Linked DNA regions of Homo sapiens: all the other regions are linked to region 1. Evidence: read pairs that join two places in POLR2A ChIA-PET (ENCODE). Cell type or tissue: MCF 10A. All regions are shown on one strand.

What was found. ChIA-PET counts read pairs that join two places held together with the same protein. Peaks named below come from ENCODE experiments on the same cell type or tissue, not always from the same donor. Only the 100,000 strongest peaks of a DNase experiment are listed, where the experiment ranks them.
Region 2: POLR2A ChIA-PET joins it to region 1 with 6 read pairs; 2 of 35 experiments call an interaction of 5 or more read pairs at or near these places.
Region 3: POLR2A ChIA-PET joins it to region 1 with 6 read pairs; 6 of 35 experiments call an interaction of 5 or more read pairs at or near these places.

What each region holds. Positions count from the first base shown.
Region 1 is chr5:154,827,099-154,832,098 of GRCh38, reverse strand. FAXDC2 (fatty acid hydroxylase domain containing 2) reads left to right here. Exons shown (of 9, transcript NM_032385.5): 5 at 1,177-1,298. It overlaps MIR378H (microRNA 378h), which reads right to left and starts at 2,641; the gene lies at 2,559-2,641. In MCF 10A, no CTCF peak of the experiment used is centred here; DNase peaks (open chromatin) are centred at 1,298, 1,988, 2,348 and 2,738.
Region 2 is chr5:154,879,010-154,884,009 of GRCh38, reverse strand. It overlaps LOC124901119 (a long non-coding RNA gene), which reads right to left. Exons shown (of 2, transcript XR_007059011.1): 1 at 4,918-5,000; 2 at 580-855. Among named protein-coding and RNA genes, the nearest start is that of CNOT8, 23 kb to the right of the region's middle. In MCF 10A, no CTCF peak of the experiment used is centred here; no DNase peak of the experiment used is centred here.
Region 3 is chr5:154,712,322-154,717,321 of GRCh38, reverse strand. It overlaps a transcript of LARP1 not described here. Among named protein-coding and RNA genes, the nearest start is that of MIR1303, 29 kb to the right of the region's middle. RefSeq lists a cis regulatory region at 1,651 and enhancers at 1,567-1,736, 4,388-4,934. In MCF 10A, no CTCF peak of the experiment used is centred here; no DNase peak of the experiment used is centred here.

The DNA of each region.
Region 1 (5,000 bases):
TGTGCATCTTTTATATATTGGGTATATAGTTGTACTTATGAGATACCAACTATTTTTAAATCTTTTTTTCATTGAATAGATTGTAGGTATCTTTCCATGCCTATTAATGTAGCCTTACTTAATACTCTAAGCTTCCCATTCTATTCCATTATATGGAAATACTCTAATCTGTTTAGTCCCTTCCCTACTAATGGGTATTTAGGCTGCTTAAATTTTTTTTTTAATGCTGTGACGGACATTTATGCATACAAACAGACGTGTGTCCTTTTCTTCTTTCTCCCTTTCTGTCTTGGCTCTCTGACTCTCTCACTTTATTACTTCAGTTACTGCCAAATTGCCCTCTAGAAGGTTTGTACCAATCCTACTCCCCTACAGTGCTGGCAAGTATTTTCCAAGTCCCAGCCGCCACAGTTACTTCGGTTGATGGAGCATGAAGGGTGCTGGTGGAGGGGCACAGACATGGAATTAAGCAAAGCCGAGTCCTAGCTGGGCATGGTGGCAGGTGCCGGTAGCCCCAACTATTCAGGAGGCTGAAGCAAGAGGATCACTTCGGCTTGGCAGGTCGAGGCTACAGTGAGCCATGATCACACAACTGCACTTCCAGCCTGGATGACAGAGAGAGGCTTTGTCTCAAAAAAACAAACAAACAAACAACAAAAAAAAAACAACGATGAGTTTTCCACTTATACTGACTAGATGACACCTGAAGTTCTGCTGCTCAGTTAGTAGGATGACAGGGATTAAGTTTCCTGACTGACTCCTAGCCCAGGGCTCACTGTGACCCATACCATACAGAGTACTTCCTTTGCTTCTCCTTCCTTGGCAATTCATAAAGGGTTCAGTGGGCGCAGACTCCCAAATGTCAACCTGAATTCATTTCTATTTTAGAGGGTATTATATATCTTAACATACTTTCATATGTATTTATATGAAAACCACCAACCACCTTGAAGGTTGTCCCTATTTTATGGCTAAGAAAATGGAGACACTCCTTAAATGGCCTGTCCAAGTTCCTACCCAAGACTACAGGTAACCCCTTGGTCCCAAGCCCTAAGACCTCCCTGGCAAAGAAATGTCTAGGATGAAGCCTCAGTCACCACAAAAAAGTATGTTCTGTTAGTCTATGTGCTGTGAGAACCCAAAGTCGCCCTGACTGTTTCTGTTTCCCAATCTCAGGTGCCATCCAAGTGCCTTGTCTCTTCTTCTGGAGCTTCAATGGGCTTCTATTGGTGGTTGACACAACAGGAAAACCTAACTTCATCTCTCGCTACCGAATTCAGGTCGGCAAGAATGAACCTGTAAGTGTTGTTGCAACTTCTGGTCAAAGCACAGAAAGCAAGAGCCAAAGCCACACTCTCAGAATTCTCACCACTGGCCCAGGAGAGACCTGGCCAGTGTGAGCCAAGTTATTAGCAACAAGGCTCCCCCAGTTTAGAAGGTTAAAGAGAGGAAATAATTTGCCCACAACCTCAGAGTCACTCAGCTAGTGGCCAGTCAAGACCAGTGTTCTGGTCTCTTGATTCCTGGCCCAGGCTCTGGACCTGCCTGTGGTGCCCCATGGCACTGTGGTCAGCCTGGCACTGAGAAGGCAGGCAACTCCACTTTACCCATAGGAATGGAGACAGCAATGGGTGGATGCTAGAATATGGGTAACAGCTGTTGTTATGAGAGAGGGAGACAGCTGCGAAAACAATGGATAACTCCACTGTAATAGACGGATAGTATGGATTCTGAATGTGTGGGCGGTGGCTGTCTTTTAAACAAGTTCTCCTTCCGAAATACTCAATTCGACCAATAGTGAAAGGCACCAGGGCAAATCCATGATAAGTGAGGCCCAGACCCTGCTTACAAGGAACTCTGACTTGCACAGCGCCGGGAAGTGGGTCCCACTGTTCCCTGAGTCTGGCTCGCCTTTTCCTACACAACAAGGAAGAAGTTGATTCTGAAACCCAGGTTCTTTACCCAGCTCCACCCAAACCACATCCTGGCTTCTTTCCCAGACAAGACAATCATCTTTTAGTCATCTGCCCAGGTGTCTGGGTGAACCACCTCAGCTCTCAGGTCCTTTTGCCCCAGCCCAGCACTCCAGAAAGGCAAACAGTGCTCTTGACCCACTCCTTTGAAGTGGGCCCCTTCCTGAACTGGACTGCTGGCCTGGCTTACTGTCCCCCTCACTTGGGACAACAGCTGCCAGCCAGGCTTGGGGGCTTCCTCCAGGCCCAGCTTGGCAGGACATGAATCAGAGCCTAAAGTGTCAAACCCTGTGCTTGGTCCTTGAGAACACTTCATCTGTCAACCACGGCTGTTGTAGCACCACTGACTAAATGCTCACATCTTCAACTGAGGCCAAGAACCTTCACTGTTCAGATGAGGAAACAGAGGTGTTACACGGGTAAACTATGATTCAAATGCAGGCTTTGTGACTTCAGGGCTCACATTCTTAATTGGCTCTCCAGAATATTACCTGCCGTCTGTACAACCTTGTGGTCTACACAATGACTACAGAGCTACATTGGAAGATGTCATTGCATTCTGCAGAAGCTGAGGTTCAGAAATGTCCAGTGACTAGCTCAAGATCAGATTGCTGCTAGGAAACAGAGCCAGGGCTCATCCCATCTGACACCAAGTCCAGTGTTCCTGTACCACATGCACCCTCAAGTGGGCACACAAGCAGGAAAGAACCTCACGAGGCCATTTAATCTTTGGCTGTTTCAAGGAAGGACTGGCCCCTGAACTAACACATCAGAAACAGATCCTCAAGTGGGGAGCTGAATGCTACCTGGTGTTCCTATGATCCATTCCTGCTCTGTTTACTCTCCCACTGCCTGAATGGCTAGTTCACACCTCCTCCCCTAACTGCTGGCAGAGGGAGGGGCCTTGCTTCCCATTTCACTAAGAAAATTTAAGCCTGGGCGTGGTGGTTCATGCCTGTAATCCCAGCACTTTGGGAGGCCGAGATGGGCAAATCACTTGAGCTCCGGAGTTCAAGACCAGCCTGGGCAACATGGCAAAACCCTGCCTCTACTAAAAATACAAAAATTAGCTGGGCATGGTGGCGCATGCCTGGAGGAGAATTGCTTGAACCTGGGAGGCAGAGGTTACAGTGAGCCGAGATTGCACCACTGCACTCCAGCCTGGGCGACAGAGCAAGACTCTGCCTCAAAAAAAAAAAAAAAGAAAAAAAGAAAATTTACGCAGGCTGGGGCACAGTGGCTCAGGCTTGTAATCTCAGCACTTTGGGAGGCAGAGACAGGAGGATCGCTTGATGCTAGGAGTTCAAGACCAGCCTGGGCAACATAGTGAGATCCCTGTCTCTACAAAAAAAATTATTTTAATTAGCCGGGCACAGTGGCGTGTGTCTGTAGTCTCAGCTAGTCAGGAGGTCAAGGCAGGAGGATCACTTGAACCTAGGAGTTCAAGGCTGAAGCGAGCCATGGTTGTGCTATTGCACTCCAGCCTGGGAGACAGAGTGAGACACTGTCTCTAGGGGGAAAAAAAAAACAAAAAACTAAAGCAAGCAGAAGAGTTTTATAGATGCACACCACATTGGGCAGTGACCAGTACCTGCACCCACATGCTCTGCCTGCCCACCTGACACCACAGGTGAACTCTCCTTGCTCCTGTCTGTGGGTGATTCCTCCCCTATCCATGTACTACATCCAGGAAATGGCTGCTGCAATTCTCTCTTTGCTTTCTTGTATCTTCTTTTCCTTCTCTTTCTCTCATTATTCCTCTCTAGATTATTACAAACGTGGTAAATTTTTTCCATCTAAAAAACAAAACAAAACAAAACAAAACAAAAAAAACCCCACCAAGTGTGGTTGCTCACTACTGTAATCCCAAACTTTGGGAGGCTGAGCCAGAAGAATCGCTTGAGCCCAGGAGTTTGAGATCAGCCTGGGTGACAGAGTGAGATCCTGACTCAAAAAGAAAAATAAATAAATAAAACAGGCCAGGTGTGGTGGCTCACGCCTGTAATCCCAGACTTTGGCAGTCTGAGGCAGGAGGATCACTTGAGCCCAGGAGTTCGAGACCAGCCCAAGCGACAGAACGAGATCCCATCTCTACAAAAAATTTTTTAACTAGGCAAGTGAGGTGGCGTTTGCCTGTAGTCCCAGCTACTTGGGAAGCTGAGACGGGAGGATTGCTTGAGCCCAGGAGGTCGAGGTTACAGTGAGCTATGATCATACCACTACACTCTAGCCTGAGTGACAGAGTGAGACACTGACTCAAAAAGAAGGAAAAAAAACAGGCCAGGTGGAGTAGTTCACACCTGTAATCCTACCACTTTGTAAGGCCAAGGCAGGAGGAATGCCTAAGCTCAGGAGTTTGAGACCAGTCTGGGCAACATGACAAAACACCCCACCCAACACTGTCTCTACAAAAAATACAAAAATTAGCTGGGTGTGATGGTGCATGCCTGTAGTCCTAGCTACTTGGGAGGCTGAGGTGGGAGGACTGCTTGAGCCCAGGAGGTTGAGGCTGCAGTAAGCTACGGTTAGGTGTAATGGCCTCACCTAACATGTCCTCTCACAACAGGCTGGCGAAACCTGGCCTCGCGATGGGATGGAAGTAAACAAAGAGTGCACTCCAGCCTGGGTGACAGAGTGAGATCCTCTCTCACAAAAAAACAGACATACACACACACACACACACACACACACACACACACACACAAAATAACAGAAAAAACAACTCTTAACTAGCAAAGTTCTTTGAGAGAGTTATCTTTATAGTTTCCAATTCCTGTCTGTCCACTCTTATTTGGGTTTTGTTGGTTTTTTTTTTTTTTTGAGACAGTCTCCCTCTGTCACCCAGGCTGGAGTGCAGTGGCACTGCGATCTTGGCTCACCGTAACCTCCACTTCCTGGGTTCAAGCAATTCTCCTGCCTCAGCCTTCCAAGTAGCTGGGATTACAGGCGTGTGCCATCACGCCTGGGTAATTTTTGTATTTTCAGTAGAGATGGGGTTTCACCATGTTGGCCAGGCTGGTCTCGAAC
Region 2 (5,000 bases), 52 kb before region 1:
CTCAATCTCTTGACCTTGTGATCCGCCTGCCTCGGCCTCCCAAAGTGCTGGGATTACAGGTGTGAGCCGCCACGCCCAGCCAATGAAAGATATTTTAGAGGAGCCTATGGGGTCTTTTCCAGTGACATCCATTCCTAGGCCATAAAGACAAGTGGGGTTAGGGTCAGTGGAGGTGGGGATAAGAATAGAGAGAAGTACTGGGTTGCACTGGTGGATTTGGCAATTTGAGGGGGTGATTCCTATGGTGAAGTGGAGGTAGGATTTTAGGGTGGTGCAGCCTTCTGAGGAGGTCCAGCCCTGATATTTGGTAGTCCAGATAACAGCTCCCCAACTATATCATAACCCCTGGAAGGCTCATGGTTGTTGATTGCAAAGGTTATAGGTGGTGCTGGGTTTGGAAGGGGTGGATGGGCAGAGCTTTTCTAGGAGGCTAGCTGTCTCTGACTTTGGAGATTCCCTCGGGGCATGGCAAGACAAGCATTGAAAGTAATGCTTTGGATTTGGGGTGAGCTTGACCTAGTTAAGTTAATAATAAGACGAGAGGCAGCTAAGGGAAAGAGAAGAGGAAAAAAAGACAGATTAGGCTTTTCTCTTTAATGTTACTCTGGTGAGAGTTGGCCCTGGGACGACGGTCCATGGCTTTGGAGAGGGCAGTGCCTTTCTGACTTGGGTATAATGGATCCACCCCTTTTCAGCAGTTCGGACTGCTCAGTTGTTAGGAGCACTAGGTAAGGTTCTTCTCAGGTGGGCTCAAGCTTTCCCTCTTTCCAGATTTTGACAAGGATGTGATCTCTGGGTTGATGTTGGTGGACTGGGAATTTGAGAGGTGGTGTTTGCGCTAGGAGGCCTTGAATCCTGAGGGAGGAAAGGGTGGAAGACAGACCAAATACATAGATTTTGAGAAACTGATTTTTCATTTCAAATGTAGAAAGGTCAGTAGTGGAATTTAGGTAAGGCAACCCATAGAGCATTTCATAAGGGGACAGGCCAAGGTCCTTTCAAGGGGCAGTCCGGATTTTGAGTAAGGCAATGGGAAGACATTTTGTTCATGGTAACCGAGTTTCCAGGATTAACTTGGTTAGGTGATTTTTTAAAGTTTGATTCATTCTTTCTGCTTTCCCTGATGAGGACAGATGCCAGAGAATATGATATTCCCATTTTATTTCTAATGCCTAGGTTAGTCCTTTAATGATGTATGCAGTGAAGTGGGTCCCATTGTCTGAATCAATGTTTTCTATTAGTCCAAACCTGGGTATGATGTGTTCTAACAGGGCTTTGACCACATTACTGGCTGTTGTGCTTGGGAAGGGGATGGCATCTACCCAGTGGGTGAGGTATTTTACTATTACTAGCAAATACTTGAGGTGGTCTATTGGGGGCATTTCAGTATAGTCAGCCTGGACACTTCAGAATGGCCTTGACCGTGGGTTCCTTCCTCCAGGAGGTTGCCTCTTTAGGGTTTGCTTATTAGTCTTTCTGCACGCTATGCAACCATCCACTGCTTGCTTAGTGAGGGTGTATATTCCTGTGTATTCATAGACTCTAAGGACTGCATCACACGTAGCTTGAGGACCCCAATGAGATCCTTGATGAAGTTGTGACAGTATTTCCCTCATAAGAGGCTTGGATAACATTTCTCTTCCATCTGGTAATACCCATTTTCCTTCTGAGTTTTCCTCAGCTCCTAATTTCTTTAGTTTTTCCTGGTCTGCGTGGGGGAAGATGGGAAGTGCAGTGGAAGGGGGAAGATGAGGGGTTAAATGAAAAATGGGTGTAGCTTGGGAAGAGGCAGCCTGTTTGGCTATTTGGTTGGCTAGATTATTTCTCCGACTTTCAAAGGAGAGGGTTTTTTTTGGTGTCCTGGGACATGAACAATAGCTATTTCCTCAGGAAGCTGGAGATTATCTAATACTTGTATTATTAACTCTTTGTGAACTAGGTTTTTTTTTTTTTTTTTTTTAGAGACGGAGTCTCACTCTGTTGCCCAGGCTGGAGTACAGTGGTGTGATCTCGGCTAACTGCAAGCTCCACCTCCCGGGTTCACGCCATTCTCCTGCCTCAGCCTCCCGAGTAGCTGGGACTACAGGCACCCGCCACCACGCCTGGCTAATTTTTGTATTTTTAGTGGAGACGGGGTTTCACCGTGTTAGCCAGGATGGTCTTGATCTCCTGACCTTGTGATCCATCTGCCTCGGCCTCCCAAAGTGCTGGGATTACAGGCACAAGCCACCACACCCGGCCTTATGGACTAGGTTTTGACCTTTACTGTTAGTAAGGCCTCATTCAGTCCAGATTTTTCCAAAGGTATATACTACTCCAAAGGCATATTTGGAGTCAGTATAAATTGTTCCCTCCCGATTTTGTAAAAATTTTAAGGCTTGATTTAGAGCAATTAGCTCGCACGTCTGTGCGGACCAGTCATTGAGTAATCTTCCTGATTCTATTTCTGTGAGGGTATCTCTGTCAACTACAGAGTATCTGTAATCCCTTTTTCCTTCTATTACCTGGGAGGAACCATCTACAAAAAGATGTTTCCCTGTTTGAAAAGGAGTTTCACATAAGTCTAGTCTTAACTTTGGTTTGGTAACTAATTAGGTCTAAATATTTATGCTCAGGTTCCATTGGTTGTGGGTTCCCTGTTACCTTTTGGTTTGGATTCCTGGTTAGAAAAGCAGCTGGATTTAGAGAATTGTCAGTGGTTAGTGTCAGGTCATCTCTCTCTAGCAGGATAGCTTCATATTTTAAAATTCTTGAGTCAGCGAGCCACCTTTCTGCCTTTTGGTTGAGGATAGTTCTGACTTCGTGAGGTGTGCTAACAATGAGTTTTCCCCCAGAGGTTAATTTTCTGCTTTCCTCCCTGAGCAAGGCTGTTGCTGCCAGTGGCCCCCATGCTCTTGGGTGAGTACCCCTAAAGCCACTCCTTTGCTTAATACTGACAAAAAGATGGAATGGCTGTTCTAGGGAGGGTAAAGCTAGAACAGGGTCAGTCACTAGTAAATGTTTTAACTTTTCTACTTGTTTGATTTCTGCTAGAGTTCAGAGAAGGGGGTCTGGCTCTTCTTGGGTGAGTCTTTCATACAAAGGTTTTGTTTCTAAGGCATAAGAGTCAATTCATTGGCAACAGTATCCAACCAATCTCAAAAATTTTCTGAGCTCTTGTTTTGTTTCTGACACAGGTAGGGATATGATACCTTCAATCCATTCAAAGCCAATTCTCTGCCTTTTGCTTTTGCCTTTCCTCATCCCTCCGTACATATACATTTTCATTCTCTTTAAAAGCTCTTCTATGGGATGGTCTTTCCAATTTTCTATCTTTCGTAATTTCTTTGTAATATCTGGTGACAAAACGGAGCTCTAACATTCCTCATCCAAGGGGGTTTTCTAATTCTAGGCCAGCATATTTCCTCCTTTGCTCTTTAAGCCTCTCTAAGAATTCCGTAGGTCCTTTATCCTTTCCCTGTTGTATATTAAAAGCTTTGGTATATTTTGAGTTCGAGGAACTGATTCCCGAATCCCTTTAATTATCCTATCTCTAAGATCTCTCATATTCCCTCAATGGGCTACATTGTTATCTCATTGAGGATCTTGGGCTGGGAACTTTTGTTTAGCTGCAAGGACGTTATGACTGAGGGGGTGTTCACGTTCCCAAACCGTCATAGTGCAGATCATGCTTCTTTCCTCTCCCGAAAAGAGGATGCCTAGGATGGACATTAACTCAGTCCAAGTATACAACTGGGGTCCTAGAAATTGATCAATTTGATCTGCTACTCCATAGGGATTGTCTAAGAGTGGTTTGAGCCCTTTTTAGGCTTCGGACTTCTGAACTGGTTAACAGGGCGTTCACAAAACAAATGCCCCCTCCTCCTAGAAGCACTTCCCTTAAGGGAAAGATCGTTGGAGCAGATTCTCGAGGTAGTGGGGAAAGGAAAGTTTTGGATATCTTTTTTACACTGTTCTATCTCACGTTGAAGTCTTCCTGGGGAAGGGCATTCAGGCTAGGGAGACCCCAAGTCAGGATTATAAGGGGAAGAAACAAAGTGAGCTGGGGAAGGGTCTGGGGCAGTTGCAGCTACTGGAGGGGGAGGGAAGTTAGTGGTGTTTGGTGGGGGAAGGTGGTCTAAGGGGTCCCACGTGTTGGTTGACTTTTTGGGATGAGGGATATTAATTTCTTGAGAAGAAGTAGCTTCTGGCTTGTCCCCCGTATCCTTTAGGGAACAGAGGACAGGCCCCCACCACCAACACAGGGCATAGTCTATTTCCTCCTGGGAGACAGGACTTTTGTTATTGACATACCCTATTAAAAGCTGACAAATCCAATCCTCACTAGATCGAAACTTTTGGCCAAAAGACTGAAGGTTTGAGGATAGGTTTTTTGGTCCAAATAAAACAGCAATATTTTATCGTTTGTTGCTTTTTCTTGTGTTTGGTCCTTTCATTATCCTTCCAGTATGTTAACATGAGACCTAGAGGGCTATCAGAGGGAATTTTATTGTCTGTCTTATCCTTCTTATTTCCTGTCCTGCTTGAGGTATTTCCCATTCTGGAAGTTTTAGGTGTTTCCCTGAGTTTCCTGAGTCTGTGTGGCTCAACCTCTTTTATGAGAGATTTCTTGCCCCCTTTTCCCTGAAGGTTCAACCCCTCCCCTGCCACTGGAGGTTTCTTGCACTCCCCTACTTTTGTTTCATCCTTCTCCGGCCACTTCCCTTATGGGAATTTGGGTCCCTCTTAGCATTGGCGGGTCGGTATAAGCCTCATGACAGGAAAGCTGCCCTAAGCCATATGAGGTGACCGTGGAACCACAGATCCGGACTGCACACTTGCTTTGCACTCAACTGTGCATCTTATTCACACACTTTCAACCTCCAGGATGTCCTGACCACCAAAGAAGTACTTCACCGCCCCCGCAGCTTTTCTTACCTTGGTGTGTGCAGAGGAGTTACCTGGTCGCCACAGTATTTGTAGGACTTTTCTTCCTTCATTGCTGAGAGTCCAGGTTTATT
Region 3 (5,000 bases), 110 kb after region 1:
GGCTTGTGGGGCCAGGCTGGCATCACAAATGAGAAAGTAGGCTGGGTAGAATAGTAGGGAATGGTAGGGACTGTAGCAAACTAGATGTCACAAGCCCTGTTTAAAAGCAGCAGCTCAAGTTGGTTGTTGGCATATGAGAATGTGGACATATAGTGCCAGATCTTTCTTCTGGTTTTTAAAGACATGTTAGACTCTAGATTTTTATATTAAATAGTCTGTCTCTCTCTCTCTCCTTTTTTTTCTTTTTCTTTTTTTTTTTTTGGAGACAGGGTCTCATTCTCTTACCCAGGCTGGAGTACAGCAGCTTGATCTTGGCTATCTGCAACCTCTACCTCCCTGGCTCAAGGAAATCCTCCTGCCTCAGCTCCTGAGTAGCTGGGACAACAGATGCACTCAATGACGCCCGGCTAATTTTTGAATTTTTTGTAGAGATCGGAGTTTGCCATGTCGCCCAGGTCAGTCTCAAACTCCTGGATTCAAGCAAGTTGCCTGCCTTAGCCCCGCAAAGTGCTGGGATTACAGGTGTGAGCTGCTGTGCCTGGCCAAATGATCTCATTTTAAAATGTTGCCATCAGCTGGGTGCAGTGGCTCACACCTGTAATCCCAACACTTTGGGAGGCCAAGGCAGGTGGATCACTTGAGGTCAAAAGTTGGAGACCAGCCTGGGCAACATGGTGAAACCCCATCTCTACTAAAAATACAAAAATTAGCCAGGTGTGGTGGTGCATGCTTGTAATCCCAGTTACTTGGGAGGCTGAGGCAGGAGGATCGCTTGAACCCTGGATGTGGAGGTTGCAGTGAGCCGAGATGGCTCCACTGCACTCCAGCCTGGGTGACAGAGTGATACTCTCTGTCTCAAAACAAAATAAAATGTTGGCATCTAACTTTTTAAACAGTAAAAGGCTGGGCATGGTGGCTTATGCCTGTAATCCTAGCACTTTGGGAGGCTGAGGCGGGCAGATCACCTGAGGTCAGGAATTCGAGACCAGCCTGGCCAACACGGCAAAACCCCATCTCTACTAAAAATACAAAAAAATAGCTGGGCGTGGTGGCGGGCGCCTGTAATCCCAGCTGCTACAGATGTTAAGGCACAAGAATCGCTTGAGCCCGGGAGGCAGAGGGTGCAGGGGGCTGAGATTGCACCATTCCACTTCAACCTGGGCAACAGAGCAAGACTCCATCTCAAAAAGAAACAAAAAATAGTAAAACACCACTGTGTAGGCCAAACAAAACACAACCGAGAACTGCAGTCTAGCCTGATTTGTAACTTCTGGTGGAAGGGGTAAGGGCCCCAGGCTCCAGATTTAGACATATAAAGACCTGATTCGGAGTTCTGCCACTGCTTGTCTGAGTAATTTTATTTAAGATTTGTAGCCTCCCTGAGCTTCAATACTCTCTCCTGTAAAATGGGAATAGTAAAATGGGCTACTGTGAGGATAAATAAGGTAATGACTTCAAAACATCTAGTAAAATTGTTAGCTCATCGTAGGTACGCAATAACTATAGCTACTCCACTAAAGTTCCTAATTGGAGGAATTCCCAATCCCTTCTGCTCCCTAGTCCATTCACTTCAAATCTATTTTTTCCCCAAGGTTTGGTCATTCGGTGTCCCTGGAACTCTAACTCAGATACCCAAGGCACTCAAAAAATATTCGCACACACCCCGCATTCACTCTTGGGAGGATTTTGAGATGCCAAGGCTGGTTACCAAGGAAAACGTTTAGGAGTCTTCCCTGGTGTTCAGCAGCAACGTTTCAGTGTTGGTTAAAAGACAGGCTTGGTCGGGCACGGTGGCTCATGCCTGTAATCCCAGCACTTTGAGAAGCCGAGGCGGGCAGATCACCTGAGGTCGGGAGTTCAAGAGCAGCCTGACCTACTAAAAATACAAAATGAGCTGAGCGTGGTGGCACATGCCTGTAATCCCAGCTACTCAGGAGGCTGAGGCAGGAGAATCGCTTGAACCCGGGAGGCGGAGGTTGCGGTGAGCCGAGATCAAGCCATTGCACTCCAGCCTGGGCAATAAGTGAAACTGACTCAAAAAAAAAAAAAAAAAAAAAGAGAGGCTTGCCCCAGAGCAGGGGACTGGCTAACATGACCCTTCAGGGGCCTTAAAATCTTCAACTTTAATTTCTTCTTTTTTTTGAGACAGAGTCTCGCTCTGTCGCCCAGGCTGGAGTGCAGTGTCGTGATCTCGGCTCACTGCAACCTCTGCCTCCCGGGTTCAAGCGATTCTCCTGCCTCAGCCTCCTGAGTAGCTGGGATTACAGGTGCCCACCACTCCGCCCAGCTAATTTTTTTGTATTTTTAGTAGAGACGGAGTTTCACCATGTTGGCCAAGCTGGTCTCAAACTCCTGACCTCATGATTTGCCTGCCTCAGCCTCCCAAAGTGCTAGGATTATAGGCGTGAGCCACCGCACCCGGCTTCATTTTTAATTTCATTAGCTCCTGTGCACATGCACACATGCGTATACGCACACAACGCTCACACACATTGTTACTCAAATACCTGCCTGAGTTCCCTATTCCTAGAAACTGTTTTGGCTTTCACTTTCACTCCACTCCTTCTACCATAGGCTCTACCCCGAGAGAGGGTGCTGCCACAACCCTTGAAACCAACATTCTCTGAGATTTATTTACTCAGCAGGGAGCTGCAGGAAAGGAGAGAACAGGGTGGCTGAAGCTCAAGTGACTGCACAGAAGGGGCTTTGAAAAGAAAAGTGACTTACACCCAGGGTCATCAGTAGGTCTTACAGTATATATTTGAGCCCAAGATCCTCTACTCCAACATGCCTGTTCTAACCATTGTATTATCCTGCTGCTTCCAATGGGGCCACATTCCAGGACTGGGTTCCCATCCCACGAGTCGTTAGAAAATACCATGACTCAGTGAGCTATTTCCCCTTTCTTTTTGTTTATATGATTGTACATTTCAAAAAGTCCCAGTAAATGGTATTTTTTTAAAGTAAAAGGATTTAAACAAGCAGCCACGATTCCATCATAATCAGTAATTCTTTTATCACATTAATTATTATCACACAGTGATTGGAGAAAATAATTACTACAGAGGCCGCATTTTACAAAACATTCATTACCTTACCTCATCAATCCCAAAATGTATTTTTAAATCTGAATTTATCTTAAAATCTGTGGAATCTAAGCTTCCATGGAACAGACTTTGTTTGGTCATAAGAACAATCCTGGTAGGCAAGCATTGCCCAGATTACAATCCCCATTTTGCAGCTGGGAAAACTGAGTTCAAAGAGGTAAACAATTTGCCTGAGGTCACAGAGCTAGTCAGTGCAGAACCAGAACTGCAGGCCTAGCTCCTGATTTTCAGCACAAGCGGTATCTACCATATATTCCTGGCCTCCAGGCCCTGTGTTCATACCTACCTGTTCCCATCACTCTCCTGGCCACACCCTAACAGAGGGCTGAGGGAGACCTCAGCTCCCCCAACCAGGCTTCCCTAGCCTCAGCCAGCTAGAGGTGGGGTAAACTCACTGTGGGGACTCCTGGGAGCAGTCTCTCCACATAGGAAATTTTTAAGTCCAAAGCTTTCACTTTCAAGAATGAACCCTGTGTGTGAGGCAGCACTGCAGAGACCAAAGCTCAGCTTGGGCGTGAAGGCAGGATTTTGCTGGTGTCCTTATAAACCCCATGCAAACTAGATCTAGGAGTTCCCCACCTGGGGACCCCATTCCCTGGAAATTACTCACAAATGCTCTATTTCTCATATTTCAAAAGGTCAAATGAAAATCAAATATCGACTCTAGATAAGATCTCACAGACAGAATAAAATACTACACTGCTTTTGGCTAAACCTGCATCAATTTAGTGGTTTGTGTCTGCTAACCAAAAAACACTGATTGGCTATTACAGGGCCACAATTCACATAGAAGAGGAAAACCAATTAACAAATTATTATGTAACAGGTGCAGCTGACAGACTTAAATCTTTCAGAACAAGGGGTGTGACAAGGGAAAACAATAGAAGAGGAAAGCTGAGAGTGGAATTTGAGCTCCTCATTTTCCCAGATGGGGAATGTGAGGTTCAGAGAGCTGGAGTGACTCGCTCAGGGTCACACAGCAGGGCTGGAACCAGCACCCAAGGTTTCTGCCCCTAGGGAGAAGGATCTTCCTACCACACCCTGCTGTCCTGAGGTTCAAGAAACGCAGAGTGCTAGGACTCACCAGGGTTGCTGAAGGGGGCCAGGACAGGGAATGGCAATGGCTTCTCCCTGTCACCTGTGGGCTCCTTCCTCGGGGCAGCTGCCAAGGCCACGCTGTTTTTCCTCCCTGGGAGTCTGCCAGGGCAGCTAGGTATGGGAGCCTCTTGGAAATCCAGCTCTGGGTGAGGGAAAGGAGGCCTCTTTGACAAAAGCACCCTCCAAAGCATGGAGTGACCAGGGCCTGGGGTCACTATGTGGCCCTGGAGGGTTTAGGTACATCCAGATCGCACAGCTGCCTCCTGGCTCTGGCCCGGGAGCTCTCCAGGTTGCCAGGCTAGTTTTCCTTCCAGACGCTGGGTGCCTTTAAGAGAGCGACGGCAGCTCATTGGCCGAGCAAGGCTACCCCACCTCTTTACCTTAGCGGGGAGCACAGCTAGGCTAGAGGCAGAGAGACTCAGGTGAGTAAACAAATGGTGGCAACCCGCTGAGTCTCCCCTCCTCCACAGCCCTGGTCCTGGGCTTCCTTCCTCACCTCCACTCTCCACCCTGGAAAACAAGCTGGGGCTAAAGGAAGAGCAAAACACTCTGCAAAGTGCTTAGTGCGGTTCAGACTACATGATCTCACAGTGACCCTGGGGCAGAGTTATTAGTACATCTTCTCTTTTCAGTGGAACAACTGAGTCCTTGGAGGGGTGAAGTGGCTTGTCCAGTTCACACAGCCCTTGCAAGGAAGGTCGACAGAGAGGGATGGTGTGAGGATCCAAACCCGAGTCTCCTGCTTTTGACTTCCCATACGGTTCTGTTGGACCACACCACTTTCCTGTTTGCAAA